Regions from separate parts of the Homo sapiens genome. Here all the other regions are linked to region 3. Evidence: chromatin loops called from intact Hi-C (ENCODE). Cell type or tissue: PC-9. All regions are shown on one strand. Links, peaks and the distances in the headings refer to the core of each region. The heading gives the core; the rest is flanking DNA.

Region 1 (9,779 bases), core at 1,229-9,228, 120 kb before region 3:
CTTATGCCTCATCTAGTACATCTCACAGGCTTTGCCACTCAGGATCAACCACTTAGTGAACGTTACTTGCATTTATCCCATTTATTATTTCAATAATCAGTTATTGGACATCTACTATAAAGGACTGGTCTTATCTTATTAAGGTGTAAGACAGTCATAGGCTCCAGAAGCTTACCCTCTGGTTAGGAGATAAGACACTTGAGTATGCATAGTTATTGGGAAGCTGGGGTGCTGACATGAGTGCTCTCTCCGGTCGTGCAGTTGGTAAAGGACTCCTAAAATGTCCTCCTTTTCACCATCATCCTGTCTACATTGACATTGGCCCTTAGACTGGAAAGGTGGCTCCAGTGACTCGACAAGGGACTCAAATGCTCAGGCTAAAAGCTTGGAGTCAAGTTTTGACCCCTTTCAATCAGTCAGTCTTACAGTTCTGCCAAGTCTTCTTTACAAAGGCCCATGCATTTACTCTATTCTCACTGCTCCCCTCCTCCTAGATTCCTGCAACAGCTACCTCAATAGTCTCCCATCCTCCTGCCTCTTTCATCCCAAATCACCTGAGGATGGGTCCACAGATAAACTGCTGAGCCTGGCAATTCGGGCCCTTCATCAGCTGCTCCCACCCTGTATACTCAATGTGGCATTGTCGCACTGTGAAAATGAGGTCTCACATTCTGCCTACAGATTTTGGGCTACTGCCTTAAACGATCTGGGCCTCCATCCCCCGGTCTGTTAAAAGGGGATATTAGTCAACTCAGAGTCTAAGATGACAGAGATGAGAAAAGGCTGGCATCTAATAGTAGCTCTATAATTTTCCTCCCTTGCCCCCTACCCTCCAGACAACCCATTCTACTCTGCTTGTCTCCACTTTCCTGCCTTTGCTGGTCCCCATATTCTCTTCCAGTTCAAATCCTATCCCTCCAACTAGGCTCAGTTGGAGACTCAGCTCCTCCGTTAAACCTTTTGTGAATAATGCTAGTCCATTAAGGTGGTTTCTTTTTGTATTTCTATGGCACTTCCATCGTCTTGAAATATTAAAATTGGTTTCATATAGTTCCAACCTGTCACTCTGAGCTCCTTGAGGCCATTATGCTCCGTAGCAGGGGTGGAGAGTGGGAACATGGGGGTGGTTTAGTGGGAACTTAATATGTGCTCATTCAATATATGAAGGTGAGAATCCCCTCTGTGCATACAGAACTCAGACCTTCAAGCCAACTTCACAAAAGCCACCAGGCATGGCAGTCACCACTGGCTGTACCCTTGGAAAAGACAGGGCCAGAAGCTCAAGCACTGGATGACGGCAGGCAGCCCAGGGAAGCCACTCCTCACAGGACTCCACACCTTGGCCTCCACCTCATCCATTCCCCTGTTGTTGGTTCTGCAGGCTCTGGTCCAGACCCATCAGTAGGGTGTGGCCTGCCATGGAGCCGAGTTTGTGATGTCTGTTCTGAGTGGTCCAGGCTGAAGTCCCCACCAAGGCATGGGTGTTGGGCATTGGGCCTTTGCCCTCCTCTAGTGGCAGTCACCCAGCTTTTCTAAGCCACCAGGCAGCAGCCTAGCACCCACCTTTGGCACCTTCTTACTTTCCTCCCCCAGTCTTCATGATGTCCAGCTGGCAGAGTGGGGAACCCTGAAGCCAAACCCCTAACTGGGCCTGCCAGTTCCTGACTGAAATTGACCTCCTTCATTGAGAGCCAGGACGGAATCTTCCAGAATGCTAGAGCTGCACGGCTCAGGATGCAATGCTGGAAAAGCATGACAACTAAAGGGGTCTTCCACTCCATTCTTTAGGGTGAGAGGTGCCTGGGCCCAGTGACAAATTCTCACCCACCCCACTACATTCCTTAGTCCACTGTTAACTTCGGGAGGGTAGCACCATGCAAAGCAAAAATGTGATCTTAGGTGCATGCTGTGACTGTGAGCTGCACCTGTCCTCACAAAGCTGCTGAATTCCCCATTCGTCTCCTGGCCTTTGCAAGAGGGTCCGAGGCAGTATGAGAGAAGCCAACCCTTCTCTTCCCGGACCCAAGGGCTGTGCCCCTTCTCTCAGCCAAGCCTTGTGTCTCTAGGCACAAGGACAGCTCAAGCGTTAGCGTCTGGCCCCACCCAACTCCTTCCTCCCGGGTGTGTGTGCGTTAGGTAGAGGGGGCCTCTGGCCACTCAGGAGTTAAAATGGCAGCGGGACTGGAGGGGGTTGGCGTGGCATGCAGACTGGGAGGAGGCGACCGGAGTGGGCTGGGGAGGTTGGGAGAGCGGCGGAGAAGCGAGTGAGGAGGGCGAGCGCGAAGCCGGGAAGAGGGGCGCGCGTGGAGGGGGTGCCGGGCGCCGCGAGGGCCTGCTCCGGGCACCTGCGAACGCGCGGCGCTCTCAAGGAGCGCCTGGCTCTCGCCCGCCAGCCTCCGGCCGCGACGCGCCCAGGGCGCGGAGAGGGGGTGGGGACGGATTGGGATTCTGCCATCGCCCTCACCGGCTGGGCCCTGGAGCCGCTCCCAGGATAACTCCACGTTGGGGAGGGCGCCCGCCGAGCCTCCCCGGCCTGTGCAGACGGCGCGCGCGGCGGGAGGGCGCGGACCAGCGTCCCCAGCCCGGCCCCGGGCGGAAGGCGAGCGGAGCGCGGCCGCGCGGGCAGCAGACGGCAGACGGTGCCCGGCGCCCACGGGGTGAGTGTGCAGCTTCGGGGCTGACCTGGGCAGCGCCGCCGCCGCCGGGGAATCGTGGACACCGAGGTCGCTGGCGTGGCCGAGGCGTACGCGGCGGGAGCGGCCGGAGCAGCCGCCTCAGGGCTCCTGGCTCCTGCCCCGGCACCGCAGCTCCGCCTGACCCGGGTGGGGGCCAGAGGAGGGCCGGCCGCTGCCTTCCGCCGAGACGCCTGCGGGGGAGCCGGAGACTTGGGAGAGGGAGGCGGCCGAGGGGCAGAGGGACGGAGGGCTGGAGAATGCCCAGAAGCGGCCAGGGAGAGGGCGCCTGGGCCTTCGCCTGGAGAGGCCAGAACCTCCCCCAAACTGTTGCTGGGTAGAGTGGGGCCCTGGAGATGTGGAGGAGCCGAGAGGTGGCAGTGAGGTTAGGGAGGGCGTGACACGGGCGGACTGGCAGGCTGGAAGCGCTCCAGAGCCTGGGGACTTTCTCCTCCTTGGAGCTCGCGAGTCTGTGCGGAGGGACAAGGTGGCCTTGGGTCTGTCTGAAGTATCTGGAACCAGGAGCTAGGCTCCTCCCGGGCCGGCTGGCTGGGGTCCGACCGCAGCCTGGGATGGGACCTTTGGGGTGGGGGATGGGCCGGCCTGGGGCTCAGCCTGGGGACTCGGTCAGGGGGAAGCGGAAACGGAAGGGTGGCTCTGAGCCCACCGCAGGACCCAGGAGACAGGATGGGCTGGCCAGCCACAGGTGGGCCGTCTGTCCTGCTGGCAAAGGGTGGCGCAGGCTCTGGCTGCCCAGCCGGCGAGGAGCCGCGGGGTGAGGGAACTGAGCTCCATCTGGGGCCGAGCGGAGAAGCTAAAGAGGTGCAGGAGACCCGGAACCTGGGGAGGGGCCCCGGGGGTAGCACTGTGCTCCCTACCCTTCCTCCCCCACCCAAACGAACAGGAAGGAAAATGTCAGCTGGGCTTTGTGCTCTGTTCCTCAGGCTGCCGCAGCTCCCATCTGTTGGAGCCAACGCAGCTTCTAACTGGGCGACTGGCAGGGTTGGAGGGGGTGGGCTGGGCACAGCGCTCAGTTGCCAGAGATGGACTGACAGGCCCTCTGCTTGAGAACTCCAGGACCTAGGGTGGTGAGGAGAACAGCCTCCCTAGGTCAGGGCAGTAGAGGTGACTCCCTGCCAGTTTGGTCACTGTCATAGGGGAAGATGTAGGTCTCCCCATGCACCCAGGCCGATGGCAGGCTCCGTGCCCCCCTTTCCCGCCAGTCTAGGATGGGCTCTGGCCCAGCGTTTTGTCCCTGAATAAGAAGGCCAGGAGCTCCTCCCATTGCCCACTGCTTCTTAAAGATCCCTTCAAAAAAGAGCACTGGGCATGGAGGGTAGAGGTGGGCTCTGCACTGGGCACTGGAGCCCCCTTGCCTTTGGGCCCTGTGGCTACCAGAAAAAGCCACATGTGGGTGGCCTGACCCACTTTCCTGGCCAGGTGCTGTTGTGGCGAAACGATGGAAACAGAAGGGCAGAGCTAGGGATCTGAGCCTCCTAGGCCTTCTTCCTTCCCCTGTGCTGACTCAGGCTTCTCCTTCTTGCGGAGGGCTCTCTCTGGTCCTGGGATGGGTCCTCATTATTTGCAAAGCATGGAACTAAAGGCCTCAGTGCCTGGGAGATTGAGGTCTGCCCAGGGTCTGGCACCTAGGAACACCCCCAAATCCACACCCTCTCCCTAATGCAGTCTCCTCCCGGGGAAACACCGAGTGGCAGTAAGATCTCAGAGATCTGCTAATTCCATCCAGGCTAGTACAGCAGGTTCCCTCTCTAATTCAACACAGTTCTTCCTCACTTCCCATCCTATTTTCCCTGTGCCTCCCCTCTTCCTCCTCCCCCTCATCCTCCTCTCCTTCCTTCACTCTTCACTTTCCTCCTCTAACACTCTTCACTTCCCTTTTCCCCCTCACACTGCTCTTCCTCTTCTCTCACCCTCCTCATTCTTCCCCAGATATCTCCCTTTCTTCCCAGGCTCTGTCTCCACTTTGCCCTGCTTCTCCTGTAAACTGCAGCTTAAACCGTAAGCCAGGCGTGCACGCACTCCTGCTCATCCTGCCAGTGGGAGCACATGCACTGTTGACTTTGCTGCATCCCTTTTGCAGAGGAGCCTGGGCTGGTGGGCCTGGCAGCTGCATTTGCCTGGCCCTGGTGTCCCTTGAACCCTGTCATTTACTCACCTCCCCCTTCTACTCCCCACACCCTTATGTCGTTTATTTGAAAGGAAAAGGAAACTCCATGGCTTTTAAAAAAATGTATTCATTCAACAACTGTTTCTTGAGTGCCTACTGTGTGCCTCTCATGATTTTAGAAGCTGAAGATACAGCGGTAAACAAACCTCCATGTCTCAAGCTGACCACACTTGTATCTGGACTTGCCAGCTGATTAGCTCTGTTCCCACCAGGCTCGTTCAAAGACCCACAGCTTGAGGGGGCAGAGGTGAGGAACATGAACAATGCTAGTGAATTATCACACTGAGTGACCTCTAACATGCCAGGTACCGCTTAAGTCATCCTGTCCTTAGGATACTTTTCTGACCTGAAAGGATGGACCAGGTCACATCTCACCATTTATCTGGCAGCCCAGGGCAAGTAGAAGGCTGGTGCTTCAGACAGAGAAGGGGGAAGGAATCAAATTTATTATTGAATACCTATTATGCACCAGTCTATGTGAGGAACATTACAAAAGTTATTCTGTTCAGTCGTGCTGACAACCTTCTAATGTCTGCATTACCATCCCCTGTTTCCTAGCCAAGGAAATTGAGGCCTGGAGAGGAGAAACCACTTGCTCCGGGTCATATAGATCTCCATTTTGAAATCACTTGTATCTGCAGTTGATTTGGCCCTATGATATCTGTGACATCTGGTAACTTGTACACTTATACTAAGGCTTACATTCTAACCTAACTTTTCATGGGGCCTTATCTCCCAGTTAGACTATTAATATGTATAAGGATTTGCTGAACGGTTGTGTGAATAAGCTTTCTTAAGTGATCAAGGAAGGCTTCCTGAAGGAACTGGGACCCTGAATGAGGAGGCAGGGAGGGCAATGACTTTTCCTGTGTCATCCTACACAGGTATGTGACAACTTGTAGGCAGGAAGTCCCTCATCCCACACCCCACCTGCATTCAGGTAGAATTGACTCAGGGTCAGGATATAGAAGCTTGATCTATGGCCCATCTAATGAATAAATGTCACTTGTGTTCTTAATCTATATGGCTTGGACTCTTTATAAAAGCTCCAAGATAAAGGATGGGGACTAGAAGCTTTCAAGCCTACAAGGACTCCAGGGAAGGACAAGGACCATAGTTGGAGGCTTGAATGGGGCAGGAATGGGGAGAGTGACCAAGGAACAGAAGAGAAGGAAGACAAAGGCAGAAGATAAACTGAGAAACAAAAAACACTTTTGACAAAAATGAAGTAGCTAAAAAAGACAACAAAACAAAACCGAAGACAAGAGATATGCAAAAAAGACAGCAGCATGTGATTAGATTGCTGAAAGGACGAGTCAGAAAGATGCCTTTATCTGTTACTTTCCAGTGCGGGGCCTGGGTCTCCGTGGCCTACAGCTCAGAGGCTGAAATTTCACCAAGTTAGCCTCAATCAGGCATTTGCTTATTCAGTCAACCCATCTTTTCTAAGTACCTACTGTGTGCCTGGCTCTGTGCTAGGTGCAGGGGACAAAGAGACAGATCAGATGTCCCTGCCTTCAAGGAGTTCACCGTCAGAGTAGAGATTCTAGAGCCACACAGCTGGAGTTCAAATCCAGGCTTCACCACTTCTAGCTGGGTGACATTGAGCAGGTCACGTAACCTCTCTTCGTCTCAGTTTCCTCATCTATAAATGGGATAATAAAAGTACCTACTTCATAAAGCTGTCATGAGGACTACATGAGGTGATACATGTAATGAGCTTAGAACAGTATCTGGTATATATATAGTAAGTGCTATGTAAGTAATATTATTATTGTTATTATTATTAGATGGGGGAGTCAGTCCCATAGACAATAATGAAACAAGTGTTGGACTATAGGGATAAGCAGATAAAAAGGCGACTCTCAGCCAGGCTTGGTGGTTCACACCTGTAATCCTAGGGAGGCCAAGGCGGGTGGATCACATGAGGTCAGGAGTTCAAGACCAGCCTGGCCAAAATGGTGAAACCCCATCTCTGCTAAAAATACAAAGATTAGCCGGGCGTGGTGGCACACACCTGTAATCCCAGCTACTTGGGAGGCTGAGGCGGGAGAATCACTTGAACCCAGGTGGCGGAGATTGTAGTGAGCTGAGATTACACCACTGCACTCTAGCCTGAGCAACAGAGCAAGACTCTGTCTTTAAAAAAAAAAAAAAAGTGACTCTCTGTTTGCTGTTTGCGGATTAGGAAAGGGTTGCCAAATGATGTGATATTTGAACCAAGGCTTGAAAAAGAGTCAACCAGGCAGAGATGGTGGGTCTGGGGACACAGGTGATGAGGGTATTTGGGGCACAGGTATCGTGCATGAAAAGATACCAGGGTGTGTATGTGTTCATTGCTCTTTGTGAATGTCACCATCACCGCTGACACGTCCCTCTCAGCCTCTTTTTCTCCAGAGCTGGGAGCTGGGCTTCCAGTGGGGCTGGCTGGTCGCCCAGAACATTCCCACATGTCTTGGTGCAGGGGACCTGGTGCATCCCTGCTGGGGGTTAGCCTCATGACCTTGGGCTCCTGCACGTTCTAAGCCCGCATCAAGCAGACTCTGCTCCAAACCCAGAGCTGCTAGGCCTTGCACTCTGCCTTCTGGCACTTCTTAGGGACCTGGGAGACGCCTTGGCCTGAGGGGGCTGCCTTTTAGGAGGTGAGTTTAACCAGGTTTGGTTTGGAATTCGTTTTTTTCTGTGTGTTTCTTGCACCCACACCTTCCCTGCTACTCAGCATTTGATGGACCTGAAGCGAGTTCCAAGATAAAGTGCAGACAGAGGGTTCCTGGGGCAATAACTGTTTCTCAGCTTCTACCTCTCACGTGGTAACAACACTAATTATGATACCCAGCATTTATTGAGCATTTACTGTGTGCCAGGCACTGTGCCAACTGCTTTACCTGCATTATCCCATTAAGCTTTCAAAAGTACCCCTATTAGATAGGTAGTTAACTCTCATTATCCCTAACCTAAAAAGCCAAGAAACAGACTCAGACTTGCTCAAGGACATATAGCTAGGAAAGATCCAAGGGAGGGAGTTAGCCCTTCTCTCTGACTTTAGGACTCCTCCTGCTTCTTCACCACCCCGGAATCTGGTGTTCCTTGGGCCTGGAGGGTGCTCTGGGACATCCAGCCCATTCTCCTCCTTCCCTCCCTCCAGGAAGAAAGTCCCCTAAGCCAGCCCTGCCCAAGCCAGTGGCTGCCTGTCTCCTTTTCGGGATCTTCAGAGAGGGTCTCTGTGACCTTTTTTTTCCTCCTGCTCCTGCAGGGTGTGATATTTAAGATCCAACATTGTTTCCTTCTGTCTCAGCTAAGTGCCTCGGGGCCACATGGAGCCACTATCCTCAGAGAAGCTGGACCTTAAGAGTCAGTGCCCATGGACACATGGTGGGAACCAATGCAAGGGTGGCTTGCTGGGAGACGTGAGAATGGGGCCTAGACTCCAGATAAGGTGGAGAGAGATGGGGAAGGCTTGGGATTTGTGCTGTCAGTGGGATAGCTCTAACAAGGCAGACTCGTGTATTTCAGGAAGAACAGGTACAATTGTTCCTATTTACAAACATCTCACAAGGCAGCTTCTTCAGGGAAAAACATATGGAAGAAGGGGGCAGGGCAGTGATTATTAGCAACCAGCCTGGGTTCCCCAGGAAGAATGGGTCTGTCCTATCTGATCTTTTCAGGGGGAAGGAAAAAGGAGGAAGAGAAAAGAAAGGCAGCAAAGGTTACTTTGCTCTCTAAAATGTTCTCAAAATAAGCATTCAAACGTGGTCGATGAAAGTATCTGTCTTTGGCTTGGGAGGGCAGAGGTGGTGATGCCCAGAAGGGGGAATGACCACAGAGGGCCAGCTGGTGGGAAGTGAGACATTTAAAAGCTGTGTAGGAGGAAAGAGAGAATTTGACACTTCACCCTGCCTGGCTGTCACCACTCCTCTTCCCCTGCCTTCTGCTGGGGCTCAGACAGCTTCAGGCCTCGAGCCTGAGAAAGTGCCTGCCCAGAATTGGGCCCAGGGGTTGAATGGTGGAATCTACATTGCGAGGGGACCTGCAGAATCATCCTGTCCACTGCCCATCTCGAGCGCCACCAGGCCTCAGCCATCTCAGACATGGGATGGGGCTGGAGTCTCTTCGTTCAGCAAGTATTTGTGAGGCATGTAGCCAGGCACTGAGGGCAGACAGCAGTGAATGACCAGACAGACCTCTGCCCTTCAGGAGCTTTTAGTTTATTGTCTGGGGATGCAGTAAAATAGACTCATAAAGGAAATGGCACATTGGAGGCTGGTAAGTGCTAAAGAGAAAAAACAGGGAAGGGAAATGGAAGAGTCAGTTGGGAGAGGGGGAGTTTGTTATCTTGTGCAGGGTGGCTACAGAGACCTCACTGAGAAGGTGATATCTGAGGAGAGATGAGGGGGTGGCACCACAGTCGGGGCAAGCTGGGCAGAGGGGACAGCAGGTGCAAGGGCAGGGATGCAGGGCTGTGCCTGGAGAGTCAGAGGCGGCGTGGAGGCTGGCGTGGCTGGAGTGTGGTGAGGGCAGAGAGTTGCAGGAGATAAAGTCAGAGGGTCAGGAGGAGGTTAGCTCTAGGAGAGGTCTGGAGCTGGTGAGGAGGGGGATTTTTTCCTCAGAGTAAGATGGGCTCTTGCAGGGTTGGAGCCTGGGGCGGCATGATTTGACTTTTTAACACCACTGGTCGTTGGCCATCCATTCCAGCTTTTCCCTCAGCGGCTAGTCAGGAAGTGCTGCCTGGTTGCCCTCTGCAGCCATTGGAGCTGTTTCAGCCAATCAGTACATCCCCACCAAGGATGCTCTGAGCACTGTCCTAGGCAGTGTGGGGTGTGAGGTTGGGAAGGAAATAAAAAAGCACAGGACACAGTCTTTACTGGTAAGGAAACCTACTGATCAGCTGGGGAGGCAGAACTTACACTCACAAGAAATAA
Region 2 (9,779 bases), core at 952-8,951, 83 kb before region 3:
AGCCCAGAGTTCAGTGTGTGCCCTTATATTAATATTAGGCTAGTGCAAAAGTAATTGTGGTTTTTGCTGTTACTTTCAATGGCAAAAATCGCAATTACTTTTGCACCATCTAATACTAGTCACTTCCCTGCTGTGGGACTCTGCTTCTTCCATTGAAAAGGAAGCAGAATGAGGTGGATACCGAGGTCCCTTCCGCAGAAGCTCTGACCTGAGGACCAACTCACCTTGCTTAGATGTGGAGGCTGCACCCGGGACAGACCCCCACGTGAAGGTAGCAAGTTGGTGGGATAGGCAAGACCTCACCTCCCTGCCAGCACCCTCCATCTGTAGGGGAATGGCTTCTGAAATGGACCCAGTTGCAGGACTGCCCTGGGCTAGCTCTTTTCCCAGGAGGCAGACCCAGCTGCCTGCATTGGAATCACCTGCTTGGAAGCTGTTCAATCTGCAGGTGTCCGGGCTCCACCCTGAGGAGTGGGATGGGTATTTGCATGTTAACAAGCTCTCTGGGTGATTCGTGGGCACGCTCTTAGTTTGAGAAATATTGGATTGGAGGGCTGGGATCCAGGATGGGAGGTGCAAGCTCTCATATTAGAAATAGCTGCCATTTATCCAGTACCTACTCCATGTGGGGCACTTTTTGACATCTCTAATCTTTACAACCACCACCCTGCAAAGTAGGCATTATTACTCTAATTGTACAGAAGAGAAAACTGAGACCCACAGCAATTAACTTGCCAGGCATCATCCAGATAATGAGACAAGGAGCCAAAACTTTAGCTCGGTCCTTCTTTGCTCTTCTGCCTCCTTGCTGAACTCCTAAACAGCTGCCTCTTACCTGACTCGAAACAGCGCTGGGAGGTGACCAGCTGAACCGGGAGAGGGGTGGGTTAATGTCAAGGCGCCTGCAGCTGTGGTTCAGGGAGGCAAGGAGGAAGGCGGCGGGGGGGCGGGGGGGGGGCGGTGAAGAGGAGAGGGCGAAGGGGAGAGAGGAGGGGGAAGGGTCCCATGGCCCATCTCCGTTTTTCCGTCTCCCTTTCTCTCTCAGGCATTCTTCAGGCTCACAGCCGCTGTTTTGACAGGGTGTGAAGCCATCCGCAACCTTTGTCTTCTCTGCTTCCCAGCCTCCTATTGTCTCACTAATTAAAGACGGCTTCAAAAATTTCCCCTGTTGTGTGCTGCTTGGCAGAATGCCAGCATCCCACTGGGGAAAGCCACAGCAGGCACCTGGTACCCGGGCACTGGGAGACACCTGGGCCCTGGCAGGGGCCGGCTGGGGAAGGGAGTTGGGCCAGGGGAGAAAGGAAGCAGCCTCGGGGCAGGGCAGGCAGGGGCTGGTAATTCTTAGGCCCTACAGCAGGAGGATGGGGTTCTGGAAGGAGGGCTGGGAGTTCTCACCTATCCTCAGCTAGAGTTGCTCAGTCCCCATTTGAAAGAGTTTTCTGAGCGATTCCCCAGCAGCCCCCATCACCTGCTCCTGTGTCCGACAGAACTTCCCTTGGGATGCTTTTTGTGACAACTCACCTGAAAGCTCTCATTCCCCAAGCCATTGCCCAGGCCATTCCTTCTGCCATATGGTGACAAGCCATCTGGTTTGCCTGGGGCTGGGGGGTTTTGGGGGGATGCAGGACTTAAATGCTGAAACTGGGAAATGGGGACAAGTTGGTCACCCCACTCTGCTTCCTCATCATCCAGGTGTCAGTCCCTTCCTCAAAGAGGCCACCCAAGTTAACACAGCACCAAGTCACTCTCCTCTGACCCTGTTTAGTTCCTGAAATAGCTTTTTATTGCTGCCATAACAAATCACCACAAACATAGCAGCTTAAAGAAACACACATTTGCCATCTCACAGCTCTGTCGGCCAGAAGTCTGTCTGGGTTGGCTCAGCCGATTTCTCTGCTCCAGGTTTCCAAAAGGCCAAAATCAAGGTGCCAGCCAGCTGGACTCTATCTGAAGACTCTAGGAGATCCGCTCCTGAGCTCATTCAGGTGGCTGTAGGACTGAGGTCCCTGTTTCCATGCTGGCTGGCAGCTGAGGGTGGTCCTCGGCTCCTAGATGGTGCCTTCCAGTCCTTGTGCACAGCTTCCTCAGAACCAGCAACAGGATATCAGATCATCGCACGCTTGGAATCCCTCTTCTGCCTGCTGCTGGAGAAAGCTGCTTTAATGACTCATGTGACTAGATTTGTCCTACTCAGATAATCCAAGACATTCTCTAATCTTAAAGTTCATAACCGTAATTACATCTGCAGGATTCCTTCTGCCCTGGAAGGTGACAGATTCCATAGGCTCTGGGATTAGAGTGTGGGAGTCTTTGGAGCCCCATCCCTCCTGCTGTCTGTCATTCCTTCCGAGCCCCTACCACTCTCTGATGTCTACTTACACATTTATTGTCCATCTATCCCCCCAAGTAAAATCCATGAGCGGAGAGATTGTGTTTGAGTTGTTCAGTGCCGTGTCCCCAGCCCTCCTGAAGCAACACTTGGCACACAGTGGGTTGTTGATGTTTGTTGAATGAGTGAGTGAACTTTACAGGGACTTTTGGATGCAGAGTGGAAGTGGGAACTTCTGGCAGGTCCAAGGAGGCTTCCTACATACACCCCTCCGCAGAGCAGGTGGCATCAGGTAGGCAAAGCAACCCCTCCTGGATGCCAGGCCCCAGCTGCTGGCATCTCCCAGCCTACCTCTCTGCCAGTGTTCTTCCCTCTTCCCACCTGAGGGTAAGACTAGTAGGACCCCTACCCTCACCCCTGACCCTCAGTCTCTCCCTGCCTGAGAATCCCAAAGGGCAGAAGCCACTGCTGAGTGTGTCCCTGAGGGGTGGTGACGAGGTAAAGGCAGAGCCTGTCTGGCCTGCGCTGGGTTCAAAGCCAATGCACCTGGGACTTCAAACAATTAATTTCCCCAGTCTGCAAAATGATCAGCTTCTGAGGGAAAACAATTAGCCCACTGCAAATTGGAATTGTCATCTCACTCCTGATTTTAATTTGGACTAATGAGGGCTAAGTGATTCCTGCTCCCTCCCCTCCCACTGCCCCTAGGCCCTGAGCCCTCACCTGCCAGTGGGCACTTAACCCTCAGCTGCCCCCCTTGCATCAGAGGCTGAGGAAGTTTTTGGGCTGGCACAGGGCCCAGGGCCAGGCTGGGCAGGTGCTGGCAGGACAGAGGGAGGGAAGAAGAGAGCACCTCCGGCTCAGCCCACAGGGGAGCTGCCTGTTTACAAGGCTCATAGGTAATCAAAGTTTTATTGAATGGAATTGACTACTGGCTCACTCCTTGTCACAGCCAGTTACCTCTGGCTGCACAGTCTCTGGGGACCCTGCTTCCAGGAGTGTCTGTTTGCCTTCTTCACGCCAGGTTGCCTCTGCCTGGCCTTGCTCTCCCCATACCCCCTACTGCCATGGTGGGGAGAGGCCATGATTCTCTGCAGCCGGGAGAGGGCTCACGTCCATGTCTGCCAGTCATGGGGATCAGTGTGGGAAGTGAACCTTGGACCATTTAGTCTAACTCCAGTTCCTCTAAACAAATTAAGGCCTGGAGAGGAGAAGGATCTGGTCAAGGTCACACAGGGGTCAAGGCCCAGGAGGAACTCACGGCCCTTCATGTTTCTTCTTATTGCTTGCTTAATTGTCTGTCTTCTTTCCTGGATACTGCTTTCCTCTCTTGCCTGCACAATGCCTGGCATGTTCAGGGATGCAGGAAAGAAGAAAATAAAGCATCCCGGGCAACCCTGTCCATGTTCTTCTACCACCTCCCACCCCCACTTAGCCTCGTTTCCAGTTGGGTTGGTTTGATTCATTCATGTGCACATCCATTCGTTCACACACTGCATCTGTGTGCTGAGAACCAGGCCGTGAGCTGCGGATACAGAGATAAATAAGACCTATCCCTGCCCTCTAGGACCTCACAGTCTAGTGGTTTCTGAATGTGGGGCTGTTCAGCCCAGAGCGCCTGACCCTCAGCAGGTTGCTCTTAGGCGAGAACCAACCCTGCATCCTGAGCAGCAGCAGGTAAGGGAGTCAGCTGCAGCTCCTGGCTGCAGACTGGCCCTGTGCTCATTCACCTCTTTGAGTCGCCGCCACTGGTTGAAGAGTTTAGTTAGGAATCAGAAACCCTGAGTTCTTGTCCTGGCTTTGATGCTGATTTGCTCTGTGGCCTTCCACAAATCCCTTCACCTGGTGTACTTTCTGAAGCCAGGGTCTGGGCTTTGGTGCATCCACCTGACTTCTGATGACTCTGGCCTGACCTCATCCCAGCGCCACGCAGCTGCCTCTCCCTCCATGTGCCAGTGGAGGCAGCTCGGCTAGTGGAAAGGCCTCTGTTCTGGTCAGGAGCCATCTCTGTCTGGGCCTGCCACCACCACTGGGTAATCTCAGTTAGCTGTAAAGTGGGGAAGGTCACCACCTTAAGGGTTGGGGGCTGTGGTCTGAACAGCTCCACATTTCAAAACCACTAGACTGTGTGGTCCTGGAGGGCAGGGATGGGTCTTATTTATTTCTGTATCCCTAGCTCATGGCCTGGTTCTCAGCACACAGCTGCAGAGTATAAATGGATGAATGAATCAAACCAACCTAACCAAAAAGTAGGTTGGGTGGGGGGGCGAGGCTAGAAGACCAACTGTGTGGTAACAAGTCCATGCAGGTGAAGCCTCCCTTGAATAAAACTCTCAGGGCCATACAAGAGGACCTCATTGTTGGTATGCAGCGGTTGCTTCTTGGATACCATCCCTCAATTCAGTGGACATACGAACTGGAGGTGCTGCGGGGGAAGCAGTGGAAAGCACATGGAAGGAATTTCCTGGCTCTGGGCCTATTTTCTTGGGGTCCCTGGATTGGATTCTCTTTCAGGCTTCTTCCAACTCTTGACATGCTGGGATTTGGCATTGAGATGTACCCAGTAGTGAGGGCAGCCTTGGGAGAGGTTACAGCTTCTTCTGCACCCTGCCCAGGCCCTCTCTCACTGTGGGAAGGTGCAGTTGGCTGCACCTCTCTGACATTTTCCTCTTCACATTTTCCCCACTGTCTGTTTCCACACATGCTGCCAACCCCAGCCCATCCTGTTCCAACCCTGTGCTCTTTCCCTATGGTTTGGCCCATCTTGTCTTCAGTGGCTGTAGCTGGGCTCACCTTCCAAGTGTCCCTGAGTAAGTGGTGGAGGTGGGATTTGAACCTAAGTCTTTCTAATCCACAGTCTGTCAGAATATAGAAATGTATGTTCAATAGAAATATAATGCAAGCTGCATTAAAAAGGCAAAAAGAAACAGGTGAAGTTAATAACATATTCACCCAATATAGCAAAAATATTTCAAAATGCAATCAATAACAAATTCATGAATGAGATGTTTCACATTCTTTTTTCATATTAAATCTTTGAAAGCTGGTGTACATTTACATGTCCAGCACATCTCCATTTGGACTGGCCACATTGCAAATACCCAGTGGCCTCATGTGGGGCTGCCACCTTGGACAGCTCTGGTCTTTGTTCTTGATACTGCTCCTTCCTGCTGAGTCATAGAGTGACTCCGCATAAAAATCAGAGCCGTCCATCTGGGCTTTGCTTCTCTTTCACTTCCTACTGCTCTCAGGGACCAGCCCTTCTCCTTTGGGCTCTTTTGGAGTTGGTGCTCTCTCCCCTTCCCTCTTACCTTCTTACCTGCCCATCCTCCACCTCCTCTCCCCTCACTCCCTCTCTCCCTTTCCTTGTTGTCAGACAAGAAACCTTTAAATAGGTGAGACAAAGGTGACAAATGTTCCTCATTTACATTCAAGTTCTATCTGCTTTTTTGGCCCTGTTGAATGGCACCTCTATCAAAATATCTCATTTGGAAATGTCAGAGTGGCTTTTGATAAGTCATCAGTCACTCTGATGGTAGTAGCTGACAGATGTGGGTAACAGTGTGGTGGTATCTAATATACTGTGGAATGCATCTTTTGCAATTGTGTGGTATTTTATTTATTCAATGTGGCATGAAATCTCTATTGAAGGAAAGAAACTATTAACCCTGCCAGACCAGTCTCTTTAAGGCCTTCTTTTCTCCTTAACTTTCTAGCCTTTTTTTTTTTTTTTTAACCTCCTTGCTTCCTTTCCTGGAATCAGAATCTTGCAATCCCAGTCACTGCAGGCCAAGTTCTTGGGCACCCCCTTGCCTATTGCAGCAAAAGTCAAGCCAGCCACACTCGTGGAGGCTCTGCCATCCCTACAAGAAGTGGGTAAAAGCTTCTGGGTTGAGACGGAACCCTGGCTTGGAATCCAGTTGCTCTTTCCCCATGGCTGGGCTCATCTTGTCTTTGGTGGCTGTAGCTGGGCTCACCTGCCAAGTGTCCTTGAGCAAGTGGTGGAGGTGGGATTTGAACCTAAGTCTTTCTAATCCACAGTCTATGTTAGAATATAGAGATATATGTCCAATAGAAATATAATGCAAGCCCTATTAAAGAGGTCAAAAGAAACAGGTGAAATTAGTAACATATTAACCCAATATATCAAAAACATTATTTCAAAATGCAATCAATAACAAATTCATGAATGAGATATTTCACATTCTTTTTTCATATTGAATCTTTGAAAGCTGGTGGACATTGACTTGTCCAGCACATCTCAGTTTGGACTGGCCCATGAATCTTGCCTGAGTCCCAGCTCCCAGGTTCTCATGAAGGGAGAAAATCTAGCCTTGGCAGCCATTGTTCCCCGGATGTAACTTCTCCCTCCTCCCTGCCAGCTCCCCCAGCTCTCCCAGAGTCTGCCACTGTAGCTGCCATCCCTGAGGGGCTGCACTGCTCCTGGGTTGTAGTAACCCAGGTGCCTACTATCCCTGTTTCCCCATAATTTCAACTCAAACAAGAGTAGTTTTTTTGAAAAGAACGTTCACTAAAAACTAAACGAAAAATAACACACACACGCACACAGCCTACCCCAAGAAAGCATGGAAATAAATCCCAAGTTTTGTCAGGTCAAGTATTTCTGATCTAAAATACAGGCAGTCAGGTCCCTAATGAGATGGGCTGGTTCAGTCCAGGCAGCCTGGTCCACGCCCCTTCTCCCATTTCACCTGTGTCTGGAGTCCCCCCTCCCCATCTTTTCTCACCATGGAGGTCTTCCTCCCCTGCCACCACTTTTTCCTCCGGTCCCCCTCCCATTTTTTGGGGGTTGAGACTTTGGCCAGGTATTGCAAGTAGCCAAGCATGGTGGGATGACAGGTCTCTAAAGGCCCTGGGTTGTTACTGAGAGAAATCACTGTGCTAACATAGTGATATGGTTTGGCTCTCTCTCCCCACCCAAATATCACCTTGAATTGTAATCCCTATAATCCCCACATGTCAAGGGTGGGACCAAGTGGTGGTAATTGAATCATGGGCGTGGTTTCCCCCATGCCCTTCTCATGATAATAAATCTCATGAGATCTGATGGTTTTTATAAGCACCTGGCATTTCCCCTGCTTGCACTCACTCCGTCCTGCCGCCCTGTGAAGAAGGTTCTTGCTTTTCCTTCTGCCATGATTGTAAGTTTCCTGAGGCCTCCCCAGCCATGCAGAACTGTGAGTCAATTAAACCTCTTTTCTTTTCAGATTACCCAGTCTTGGGTATTTCTTCATAGCAGTGTGAGAATGGACTAATACACAGCCATTCTGAAGTTTCCTTATCAGTACATGGAGATGGTAATACCTGCCTCAGAGAGTTGCCATGATGATTCCGCATGCAATCACACATATGAGAAAGTGCCTTGTCGACCTAAACCCTACTGTGAAATCATTCTTTTACCCATGTCCAGACACGATGGAGGAAAGGCTGCCCAGTGCCACCTTAGCAACTGACCCAGCCCATTCTCCACCCATTCTTTAAGGAGAGATGCCAACACACACACAAGTTTTAGCATGAGCCTTTCCCTGTTCCTGTTTCCTTGGGGTGCTGTTTGTGATTTCTGCAGAAGGCAGCATCTTATAAAGAAAAGAACTGTTACTCTAGGGCCAGACCAACCTGGCTCCAATTTTAGCTCAGTGCAACTTATTGTATGCCTCTGGGCAAATAAGCCGCCTCAGTTTCCCCATCTGTATAATGATTTAAGTATACCAGTCACACAAGAGTTGGACCTATGACACTGTCAATGCTCATGACTGTGAATTCCCTTCTTCATCCCCACCCCATCCTCACCCTCTCCCTCTCTGTGCAGGTGTAAGGTGGAGAAAGTACTAGATAGCTGGCGAAAGCCCTCTGCCCTGCCCTGTGGCTTGGAGTAGATAGGTGTGGAATCCAGATGGGATGAGCCTATCAGTCCTCTAACCATCAACCTCCCACATACCTAGTCTACACACAGGCCTGCTCCAGCAGGACCCAAGCTAGCTACCCTTGGGGAGGGACTGCTACCTTTACAGGAAGCTTCTATTAAGAGGGTCCCACTGCTAGCCCTGGGAACCATGTTGTTTATTCTTTTACCCCAAGCTGCATTTATTGAGCACTGACCATGTGCAGACCCTATGCCAAGTGAGGGGATGCTAGGGATGAGGGAGGCCCAGCCAGCCCCTGCTCTTGAGAAGCTCAGTCTGGGGAGGCAGATGGACTTGCCATGGCTCATGCTAAACTAGGGTAGGTGTTGTGGGAGCAAGAGGAGAGAAGGAAGGTGTCACAAAGGAGATGACAACTGAGCTGGCACTTGGAGGATAATTATGAGCTCCCTAATAAGAGAATGGAAAGACATTCCAGAACAACAGGTTCAAAGACCTGAAATCACAAAAGAGAACAGCCAGCTCCTGTCCAGGGCAGGGGAAAAAGAAGAGGAGGAGAGGATCTGAAGAGGTGGGCAGGCATGGGGCTGTCGGGGGAGCTGCTAGGCCAGCCAAGGGGTCTACCCTTTGAGAAAGGAGAGAAAGTGACCTCCCCCATCACCAGGACAGAAAGGGAGGGAGGCTGCATGGTACAGATGGAAAGCCCAGATGGCAACTGTGGAATGTCAGGGAAGAGCACTGTAAGGAGAGCTTCATGGAGGAGAAGGGGCCAGGTGTGAGGATTTGGTAGAATGTGGTCAACAGTGTAGGGGAAATGTGGCTTCTGACCACCACTCCCATTTTACTAAGCAGCTGTTCCCCCCAGGACCTCCTTTTCTCTGATATTGCAGTGGTACAGCAGATGGGTAGAGGCATGCATGTCCCTGCCCATGCCTGCTGGGAAAGGGAACCCATTTATTGAGTGCCTGTTGCATGCTAGATACTATGTCAGATTCTCTGCCAGCATATCACATTTAATCCTCATGATAACTCTGTCATATATTATTCTCATTTTACAATATGGAAGTTGACACTCAGAGAGGTTCAGTAATTTGTTCAAGGTCACACTGGTGGGAAGAGGCCAGGGCAGGATTTGAACTCAGGTCTTTCACATTCTAAAGGCTTTGTTCTTTCCACTTTGTGGTGCCGAGCATTTGGTTCCCAGCTTCCTGAGGCTGATCTTCCTCTAGCCCCTGGGTTTCTGGAGGAATTTATATGACATTGTTGCTGCCTTCATCATTAGAAGGCTGTCACCAGGGTGACAGGGAACAGTAGATATGGAGCTGTCACAATGGGAAAAATGAGGCGATGAGGAAGGCACTCCATCACCGCCTCTGGATTAGAGGCGGCCACAGCTCTGCCTGGCACACACTCCCTGTCATGATTCTGTTTCGGCTGCACCCCAACCTCATCCTCGCCCCCTCTTCAAATGGGTGGAATCCAGGCCTCAAAATCCACCTTGAATTCCAAAATATGCAGTCATCTTCGTGGAAAGGGGCCAACCCACCATCTTCAGAACCAAGCAAGGA
Region 3 (9,779 bases), core at 1,043-9,042:
CTAAAAATACAAAAATTAGCTGAGTGTGGTGGTGCACACCTGTAATCCCAGTTACTAGGGAGGCTGAAGCACGAGAATTGCTTGAGCCCGGGAAGTGGATGTTGCAATGAGTGGAGATTGTGCTACTGTACTCCAGCATGGGCAACAGAGTGAGACCCTGTCTCAAAAAAAGAAAAGAAAAAAAGATGTTTATGAGTTACCCAGGCTAAGATATTTTTTATGGCAGTGCAAGGGGTCTAAGGCACTTGTCAGTAGGCTTTACCTACACTGTCCTCCCCGCCTATAACGAAGATCCGATCCTGAAGCTCAATAAAAACCTGGCCTAAGCTGGCATGCAGACCAAGAAAGACAGGAACAGGGCTTGGCACCATCTCCCTTCCTGAGAGTCTGCTCCAGCACCCAGGGTGCAGGGTTGTAAGCAAAGCCAGAAACGAGAGGGATTACAGACTTCACAAGCCAATGACTAACTAGTATCTGGTGAATTGAAGCAGAGATTTCCTAGCATGTGACAATATTAACATTTGCAGCCTGGGTTTTCAACTCGTCCACATCAGGGGTCTGGTTGGCAAAGCCCTGCCACCTCCCCCTCATTTGACTATCTGCTGCTAAAAGTCAGAAATGATCAAAGGCCCTGCTTTTAAAGGCATAGTGGGGCTCCACCAGACAGCGAGAAGCCCAGGCAGGCCCCACCTGGAAAGAACAGAGAACGCACACACACTGGAGTTTGGGGTTTCATTCTAAACAAGTGGGGCATCCCGTCATCACTCCACAGGGGAAGGAGGGTAGCGTCCAGTGGAGGATCTGCAGGCACCAGCATGTTAAGCACTGCTACCTTGTAGAACCTACTTTCTGCTGGGTTAACAGGAGAGGAAACAAGCATGGGGGAGGATACAGCTCCTGGTGGTTTTTAAAGAAGAGTGCGTTTAAACTCAGAGTGTGCCTGAACAGCTGGGCTGGAAAATTGCTTGTTTAGCTCTGCAGTTTGTGTCAGGGACTCACTGGCTGAGAGAGAATAAAAGCAGCTTGATTTTGCAAACTGTCAGTATTATGAACCAAGGCAAAGACCTCTAGGGAGCAGGGACTCACGCGACTTCTTTTCCTCATTCCTACACAGCAGAGGGAATGACAGGACCAAGCTCAAGAACAATTGCCCAGGGGTCTGAGCTGTTAGCACTACAGGCATTGATTAGTGTCTACGGTTTTCATGTTCCCGGCTCTGCCTTCAAGGAATCACAGCCCCAGAATTCCTGAATCTCAGATCCAGAAGGGACCGGAGATGGCACAGGAATCCCTGCTTTAGCTCCTGTGACAGCTCCTGGCCTGTGCGGAGCCCGGTGCCCCAGGGAATGCTTACTACTCCTCTGCCCAGCCTGCTCACTGTTTGCCAGCATAGACTGGTGGTAAATTCCATCTTGTGTGAGCTGAAACCTGTCTCCCTTTCATCAACCAGCAGAGTGGGCATGTACCACAGCACCTTAGATGAGAATGGCCCCTCAGAGATCCCATGAGTCGGACTACCCAAATTCACCTGCAAGCATTTTTCTCTGGGTCTACCTAGTGTTTCAAAACTTTTCTTTTGATCCAATATTGACAACAGAGAGATTTCCTAGAAAAATCTAGCCTTGTGGATTTTCTTGGTATATTGGAAAGGCTGGCAACCACGACCCACACTACCATCTGAAAAGACCTGGCCGGAGTTGGGTGTTGGTTATCCCATTGTTATGGGCATGGATCTCCAGTTTACTCTCACCTCCTGCACTCCCTACTGTCCCCATTCCAGCAGCTCTCCTCTGAGATCGCACTGGTCTCTGTAGCTTATGAGTTTGTGAGACCAGACCTTGTTCATCCTCCAAGTTTTACCAGTTGCCATGTGCCAGGATCCTCCTTGGCCTATGGTTCATTCCCTTCCTTTATAATTTAACCTCTTCCCTTCCAGAGCCACACTCACCCCAAGGGATTTCCTTCCTCTTGTCCTGCTCCTATTTCCATCTTGTGGCCTTTATTGATATAAAAATAACCAAACTAACAAAGCAACTTTGTTAACTACTCCTTTCCTTGTGCCCATGCATTTAAATCAGTAGTGTTCAGCCGGGCATGGTGGCTCACACCTGTAATCCCAGCACTCTGGGAGGCTGAGGTAGGTGGATGGCTTGAGCCCAGGAGTTCGAGACCAACCTGGGCAACATAGGGACATGGTGGCGCATAGCTATAGTCCCAGCTAACCGGGAGGCTGAGGTGGGAGGATTGCTTGAACCTGGGAGGTCGAGGCTGCAGTGAGCCTAGATTGTGCCACTGCACTCCAGCCTGGTGACAGAGTGAGACCCTGTGTAAAAAAAAAAAAAAAAAAAAAAATCAGTAGTGCTCCACCAGCAACAGGACCATCTATAGTCTACGTTTAAGGACTTTTGGAAATTTTTTGTATTATAATGACTGGGGCAATTAGTGCTTGGGGTCCAAAAATGCTAAATATCATGCTATGCTAGGAGTAGTCCCATTAAAAAACAAACCAAAACCTTATTCCATTCAAAATGCCGCTAACCCTCATGGGAAAATATTGATTTAAACAGAATGCTAGCTAATTTTGTCCTACATCATTTTTCTCTATGCCTGTGTAAAATGAGAATAATGTATTTCATTCTTATACCAATTCATTTCTTTCACAGAGTTGTTGTGAGGATTGTGTGAGATTTAAAGAACAGATACTTGACACATACTAAGCAAACAACAAATGCTAGCAACGATGGCTGATTCAGAAATGGAATGGTGAGACAGGAACTGGTGTGCCTGCCCACAGACCTGAATTCTAGTTCGAGCTGGAAGAGCTAGTCTGCCATTCACAAACCACATGACCCTGGTCATGTTTCTCCCCTCTGAACAATGAAAGGTTGTACTAGATTTCCGGAGTCCTGGTCATCCCGAATATTCCATGGTTCTGTGTTCCTAATAAGACAAACAGCATACCCTTTTTTTTTGAGACACGGTCTCACTCTGTCACCCAGGCTGGAGTTCAGTGCTGTGATCTTGGCTCACTGCAACCTCTGTCTCCTGGTTTCAAGCGACTCTCCTGCCTCAGCCTCTCGAGTAGCTGGGACTATAGGCACACACCACCACACTTGGCTAGTTTTTTGTATTTTTAGTACAAATCCATGTTGGCCGGTCTGATCTCAGACTCCTGACCTCAGGTGATCCGCCTGCCTCAGCCTCCCAAAGTGCTGGAATTACAGGCGTGAGCCACTGTGCCTGGCCAATACCCTTTTTCTAGTCAATATTCTTGTTGGCTTTTCTTGTCTCGGCCAGCACTCCCAGGTGCAATGGTGAAAGCTAGCCCGAGGCTGTATTTCCTTCCCCAGCAAATTAAAGAACAAAGACAAAGAACAAACCCTATGTGTATACAGGACACAGATACACATTGGTTATCATTGAGTCCCTGAAGTCTGTAATGTTTTCAGGGAGGTGGTGGTGGGTAGCCTCAACTTCTAGTCGTTTCCCTTCCTTAGATGGGGAAAGAGTTTTCTCCTGGAATACAGCCTTTTGTGATAGGTACCTGTTGACCACTAGGCTCTCATCACAGAGGGATTCAGGGAAACAGCTTCTGAGGCTCTACCGAGGCTCAGAAATAGATCCCTCCCCCTACTGCCTGCTGGAAGGAAGGCTGGCCCGATAGGCTAGGAGGCGGGAGGTTGTACATCAAAGGGAAAAAAAACAGCAGTTCAGTTCATTTGAATAAACCAGGAAGAAGGGAACTGCAATAGGTTATTACTGAGAGAATAATTTGTAAAACTAGGTTACAGATAGTCTCGAGGAGATGGAGACTGAATGGTAAAAATGGACAAAATACAAAATGGAAATAGAGCTCTCTTGGTGGCTGGTGGGGAGTTGGAGCACCATTTACCCTACACTTCTACTCCATATTTTCCTTCTGGGTGTGAGAGGTATTTTTCAAATGATTTCTTAAAACACCAGGGGTAAGAATATTTCAATAGACTTAAGGGAGTTATACTCAAGCAGATTCAACGATGTTAAGGGCAAGAGGGACCGCCCGCCCCCTTAGATTTTTATAGGTTACTGGTGCCCTCTGGTGGGAGATAAAGGTTACGTCTGTGGGGTATAGGCCCGAGATTTGATTGGTCATTCGTGTTCAGATGCTGCAATCCTCCAGCTTGATGTGCCAGCAAGAAGAGGCAGTATCAGGTGATAAGCACCTCACAGGCGTTATCTCACTGGTCCATCAGCCTGTTTCACAGATTAGGAAGCTGAGGCTTAGAGACACGAGGTGAACTACCTAAGGTCACCCAGCAGGCAGCTAACTGGCAATCCTAATTCATTGCCAAGAATTCCAGGAATGCTGATGGTCAGGTTTTCAAACATAGACAAACTGTCATGCACACTCACACTCACACAAAAAGAAAAGACAAAGAAGAAAGTAGATGCAATTTTCTCCAAAATGTATCCCCTACGAAGGTAGCAGCTTTACCCAGTTTTGAGCATTGTACTTTGCTGGAGTTTAAGATTTCCCAGTTTAGGGCACTGGAAAGTTCGAGTCTCTTTACCTTGAATCAAAAGCATAGCTTATTTCCCACTAGTGATTCTCTTAGAGGTTAATGATGAAGGGGAACAAGCCCTAGACTGAGAGGGGGCAAGAGCTGGTTACCAGACCAAAGGTGTGAATTGGCCATGTGATACTTGATATCACATCTGTTGTTGTAAAGTAAGGGTGTTCAAGAAAGTGATCCTTAAGGCTATAAAAGATATTTTTTTGCACCCCTTGCCCTAAACTTAAAATAAGTGCTCACTCACCTCTCCCTTCTTTTCTCCACTCTTGCAAGGTTTTCCGTGTATGTATGTGTCAGAAATATTGGAGTATCTGCCTAAGCCTAGTAAAACAAAACAAAAATCCATTCTCATCCCCATGATGCTTTCATAATCTTGTCCTTAACCATTTCCCACTGTTCCTCTTCCTCTCCCCAAACCTTTCCCCCTTAGCCTTAGACTTCAGCAGTGGTTCTCAGAATGTGGTTTCTAGGCCGGAAACATCAGCATCACCTGGGAACTTGATAGAAATGCAAATGCTTGGACCGCATGCAGACCTACGTTACTGAAACCTCTGGGTGAGGCCCAACAACCTGTCAAACACCGTCAGACCTGTCAAACTGTTTGCTCAAGTTTGAGAGCCACTGTTCCAGATCAGGGTTCTTAATCTAGGGTCCACAGATGGTTCTAGGAAGTCTAAATGTTTTTTGAATTTGCATATAACATTTTGCACAAGTACATGCCCTTTTTCTGGAGACAAGTTCTCAAAGCAGTCAACTCTTGACTCCAACTACACTATCATTCTGTTTCTTTCTTTCTTTTTTTTTTTCTTTTTGAGACAGTTTTGCTCTTGTCGCCCAGGCTGGAGTGCAATGTCTTGATTTCCACTCACTGCAACCTCCGCCTCCTGGGTTCAAGCGATTCTCCAGTCTCAGCCTCCTGAGTAGCTGGGATTACAGGTGCCCACCACCACGCCCAGCTAATTTTTGTATTCTTAGTAGAGATGGGTTTCACCATGTTGGCCAGGCTGGTCTCAAACTCCTGACCTCAGGTGATCCGCCCACCTCCGGCCTCCCAAAGTGCTGGGATTACAGGTGTGAGCCACCGCACCCGGCCTATCACTCTGTTTCATAAACAACTTCCTGCCTACATCTGCAAACTCTTCTTTCCTCCTCTTCTTTGCCTTAAAAGATACCTGGCTTTCCCTCCAAAGGATCTTGGTGGTCACTTTCCCATACCTCATGTGCTTTCAGGATAGGGTATGGGGCCTCCCCAGTACTGCACTCAGACCCCTATTCTTCCACACTTCCAAATCTCTGCATATATATATATACACATATATATATATACACACACACACACATATATATACACACACATATATATATACACATATATATACCAAATCTCTGCATATATATACACACACATACACACACACACACACACACATATACATATATATATTTAGATCTATACTCCCCTTTACTCCTCCTTTACTGCTGTCATCTGCTGACTTTGCTCACACTTTCCCTTGTTCATTACAGACTTTGGGTTCCTACCTCCTACCAGCTTCCTGGATGATAACAACATCACATGAATGACCCATCTAACACCACGGCCTCGTGGGACCTTAACCACTTCATGTCAAAGAATTTCACCTTCACATACTCCAGCCACTCACTCTGTTAGGCCCTGGGAGCTTGCCCTCATCTGGGATGCTCCACCGTATGCCAGTCAGCTTATGCCAAATTACACTGTGGTAACAAACCCCCAAATCTCAATCGCTTGAATTAACAAAAGCTTGTTCCTTTGTCCCTCGCAGGATAGGTACAGCTATGGTCCCTGTTCTCTTCAGTCTTGGAGACAGGTCAAAGGGAGCAGCCCCCATTTTGGGACACACTAGCCTCACGTGGAGGAAAAAGAGCACTGACTTACCCACACAATGGTCCCTAAGCCTCTGCTCAGAATAGCACAGTTCATTTCCACTTGCATCCCATTGGCCAGCCCGCTGCCAGTGGTGCAGGAAGTGCAATCTTTTCCAAGGCCTGGTAGAGAAAAGCTGCGCAGGTTTTGACAGTAATACATCTACCACAGCCTTTGAAGTCCTATTAGATCTTTCTTCCTCTCTCTCTCTCTCAACATAGCGACCTGTCTTTTCAGCTCCTGGTCCTCTCCTCCTACTGTACTATTCTTCAGTTTCAATCAGCCCCCTCCTGGAAATGACAATAGATAACATTTACTGAACACTTAGTAGGTTCTATCTTGACATCTATTATCTCGTGAGTCATTGAGAGCTTAGAGAAGTTAGCCTGTCTTCACCTCATTCTGTCTTCTAGGTTAGAACCATTACTTCGCCTATGAGGAAAACAGAAGAACCAGATAGAACTGAGAGGCCAGGTCAGGGCCATAAATGTGTGACACCAATCTGCAGGTTGTGTGATGTTTCTCCTGTAGTACGCATTGGCTGGCCTCAGTGGTCCTCAACCAGAGGCCATTCTCCCACTTAAGTAATATTTACCAATGTCTGCGGACATTTTTTATTGTCATAATTAGGGGAGTGCTACTGGCATCTAGGGAGCAGAGGCCAAGAATGCTGCTAAACATCTTAGAACACACAGGACAGCCCCCATCACAGAATTCTTCAATCCAAAATGTCAACAGTCCTGAGGCTGAAAAGCCCTGGTCTGCAAATTGGACAGTCTCAGGCAATTGCCTTGTGGAAATTTTCCTACTCTGTTCTCTCCCCTATTCTCCAGAATACCTGTTCCAGACCTGCTCCACTCTCTTCAAACTCTTATCCCAACCACCATCTCTGCTGTATGGCTGGAGGCTCTGGGAGGCCGGTGGAAGGCGCAGCAGGGCAGACCGGCGGTGCTTGGGCGTAGAAGGGGAGAGCAGTCCGACCGCAGGCGAGCAGCTCAGGGGTCCCCAGTCCGAGCCCCACGACCCTGGGGTGGCAGTGACGCCTGGAGTCGGGCGGGCGTGGCTGGGCCGGGCTCTTGAAGAGGCAGCCAGGCACCACCATTAGTGTCTACGGCCATACCACCCTGAACACGCCAGATCTCGGAAACTAAGCAGGGTCGGGCCTGGTTAGTACTTGGATGGGAGACCGCCTGGGAATACCTGGTGCTGTAGGCTTTTTGGCTCCCTCCCTCCTTTTGTCTCCGAGCTTCCCAACTGCCCCCTGACTCTGCTCCCCCTTTTCCGCCCGCCTGTGTACCCCGCGGTAGCCCAGGACCTCCTCGTGGAGGTCTGCCGCCGCAGCACCGCCAGGCAGCAGCATCCCACCTCTTCCGCCTCACTGCAGCCCCACCAGGAGCTGGCTTCAGCCCTGGCGGGGCAGACCTGGACCTGACCCCGAAAGCGCAGGCGCGGGTTCCCTGCCATCAGGGTGTCTTCCCGTTCCCAGGATGCCCAGGCAATTCAATTCACTCATCTCTCTCTGTCCATGCTTTCAGCGACACTAAACTTTCTAGTTCTTCCCAGATGCCACTGTTTTCTCACCTCAAGACCTTGGCATGTTTCCTCCTAACTACGGCACTTTTCCCTTCCTCTCCTAACTCCTAACCTTCCTTTAATCTCAGCTCATCTCTTCCCGGAGGTTGTTCAGAAGCTCTTGGCTACATTACGTCCCCCTTCTGTATTTCTCATAGCAGCATGTAGTCTCACAACAAAACATTCACTATGCTAATATTTACATGCTTAACCAGTTTCCCTAGACAGGAGAACAGGAACCATGTTCATCTTCATCACGGTATCCCCCAGTGCCTAGACAATACGAAATACATGATACGTACTTAATATTTACAGCTCAGGTGTCTCCTAAGCTCCACTTCCATTTGGATGTTCTCATATGCACAAACTCAACACAACCAAAACTAAACTCATCATTTTTTCCTATCTCACCACCATCATCAAAAACCTACTCTTCTATTGTCTTTTTTTTTTTTTTTCCCTTGGTCTGTCACCCAGGCTGGAGTGCAGTGGTATGATCTCGGCTCACTGCAACCTCCGCCTCCCTGAGTTCAAGCGAGTCTCCTGCCTCAGTCTCCCGAGTAGCTGGAACTACAGGCTCGCACCACCACACCCGGCTAATTTTTGTATTTTTAGTAGAGACAGGGTTTCACCATGTTGGCCAGACTGGTCTCGAACTCCTGACCTCAGGTGATCTGCTCACCTCAGCCTCCCAAAGTGCTGGGATTACAGGTGTGAGCCACCACACCCGGTCCTATATTCTTTATCTCAACGAATGGCACCACCATCTACCAGTTACCCAGTCATCCTTGACTCCCTGCTTCCCTCAAACCACATTTATTCATCTTTTTTTTTCTAAAAACGATGGTCACTTTAAACATACATTGTTTAAAGTGCACGCATTGTCATGAAGTCTGTCTCTTCTACCTTGATTTCTCTCAAATCCTTGCACTTCTTTTGGGCTTTTGTCTCAAACATACTGGGTTTAACCACTGACTATCTGCAATTCTGAATTGCCTTTGACAGGCTATTTAACATCTCTGAGCCTTAAATGCCTCATGGAATAACAGATGTCAAGTCAGCACCTACTAAGTGTTCTATTACAATAATGCATCTATTACTATTCTTGCCCAGCCCACTGCCATGACTTTAGGAGTATCAATGCAGCCCAGATTACTGCCATGGCCTCACTGTTATCCCTGCTCTAAACAGCACTCCAGTCTACTCTCACCAATGCAGCCAGAAGGATCTTTCAAAAATGCCAATGAGATGATGTCACTCTCCTGCTTAAGACCTTTGTAGCTCTCCACTACCTTCAGGATAACATTCAAACCTACTAGGTTAGCATATCACACTTTCAACACCCAGGCCCCTTCCCACTCCAGCACCATCTCTCATCACTTTTCCAAGCACATCATTTGCTCCAGGCACAACAAACACTTAAGAGTTCCCCCCAAAAGCCATTCTCTCTCCTTTAGTTCTTTCAGCTACTGTTTCCTTGGCTCATGTGGAAACCGTCTTAAGTATCTAACTCCATTGTCTGGCCATAGGCAACTTGAGAGCAGCTTCCTTACTGTTGTATTCTCAGTATCAACCAGTCTCTGGCTCATATTAACATTTAATAAGTATTTATTTGTTAAAGCAAACCAAATATGGCCTGAGAAGGACTCCATACTTACATATTTGAGTCCCTGTGGATGAACTGTAACCTAGCTTAATAGGCAGACAAGATTGAAAACCTAATTTACGAGTATGTGCCTGTAACAATAGCT

What was found. A loop is a pair of places that touch in the nucleus more often than their neighbours do. Peaks named below come from ENCODE experiments on the same cell type or tissue, not always from the same donor. Only the 100,000 strongest peaks of a DNase experiment are listed, where the experiment ranks them.
Region 1: it touches region 3 in a loop (3-fold over the local background); 5 of 110 quality-filtered maps call a loop at or near these places.
Region 2: it touches region 3 in a loop (6-fold over the local background); 3 of 110 quality-filtered maps call a loop at or near these places.

What each region holds. Positions count from the first base shown.
Region 1 is chr1:204,678,198-204,687,976 of GRCh38, reverse strand. It overlaps LRRN2 (leucine rich repeat neuronal 2), which reads left to right and starts at 2,239. Exons shown (of 2, transcript NM_201630.2): 1 at 2,239-2,657. RefSeq lists enhancers at 8,882-9,382, 9,383-9,779. In PC-9, for the core only: no CTCF peak of the experiment used is centred there; no DNase peak of the experiment used is centred there; H3K4me3 peaks cover 1,053 bases; H3K27me3 peaks cover 1,435 bases.
Region 2 is chr1:204,643,440-204,653,218 of GRCh38, reverse strand. The region is part of intron 1 of LRRN2 (leucine rich repeat neuronal 2); the gene reads left to right. Among named protein-coding and RNA genes, the nearest start is that of LRRN2, 37 kb to the left of the region's middle. RefSeq lists an enhancer at 5,049-5,719. In PC-9, for the core only: no CTCF peak of the experiment used is centred there; DNase peaks (open chromatin) are centred at 5,528 and 5,928; H3K27ac peaks cover 1,717 bases.
Region 3 is chr1:204,560,305-204,570,083 of GRCh38, reverse strand. LRRN2-AS1 (LRRN2 antisense RNA 1) reads right to left here and starts at 5,913. Exons shown (of 13, transcript XR_007066814.1): 1 at 4,798-5,913. It also overlaps the pseudogene RNA5SP74. RefSeq lists a silencer at 4,168-4,257. In PC-9, for the core only: CTCF peaks have their summits at 3,897 and 4,097 (motif pointing left); a DNase peak (open chromatin) is centred at 4,273; H3K27ac peaks cover 966 bases.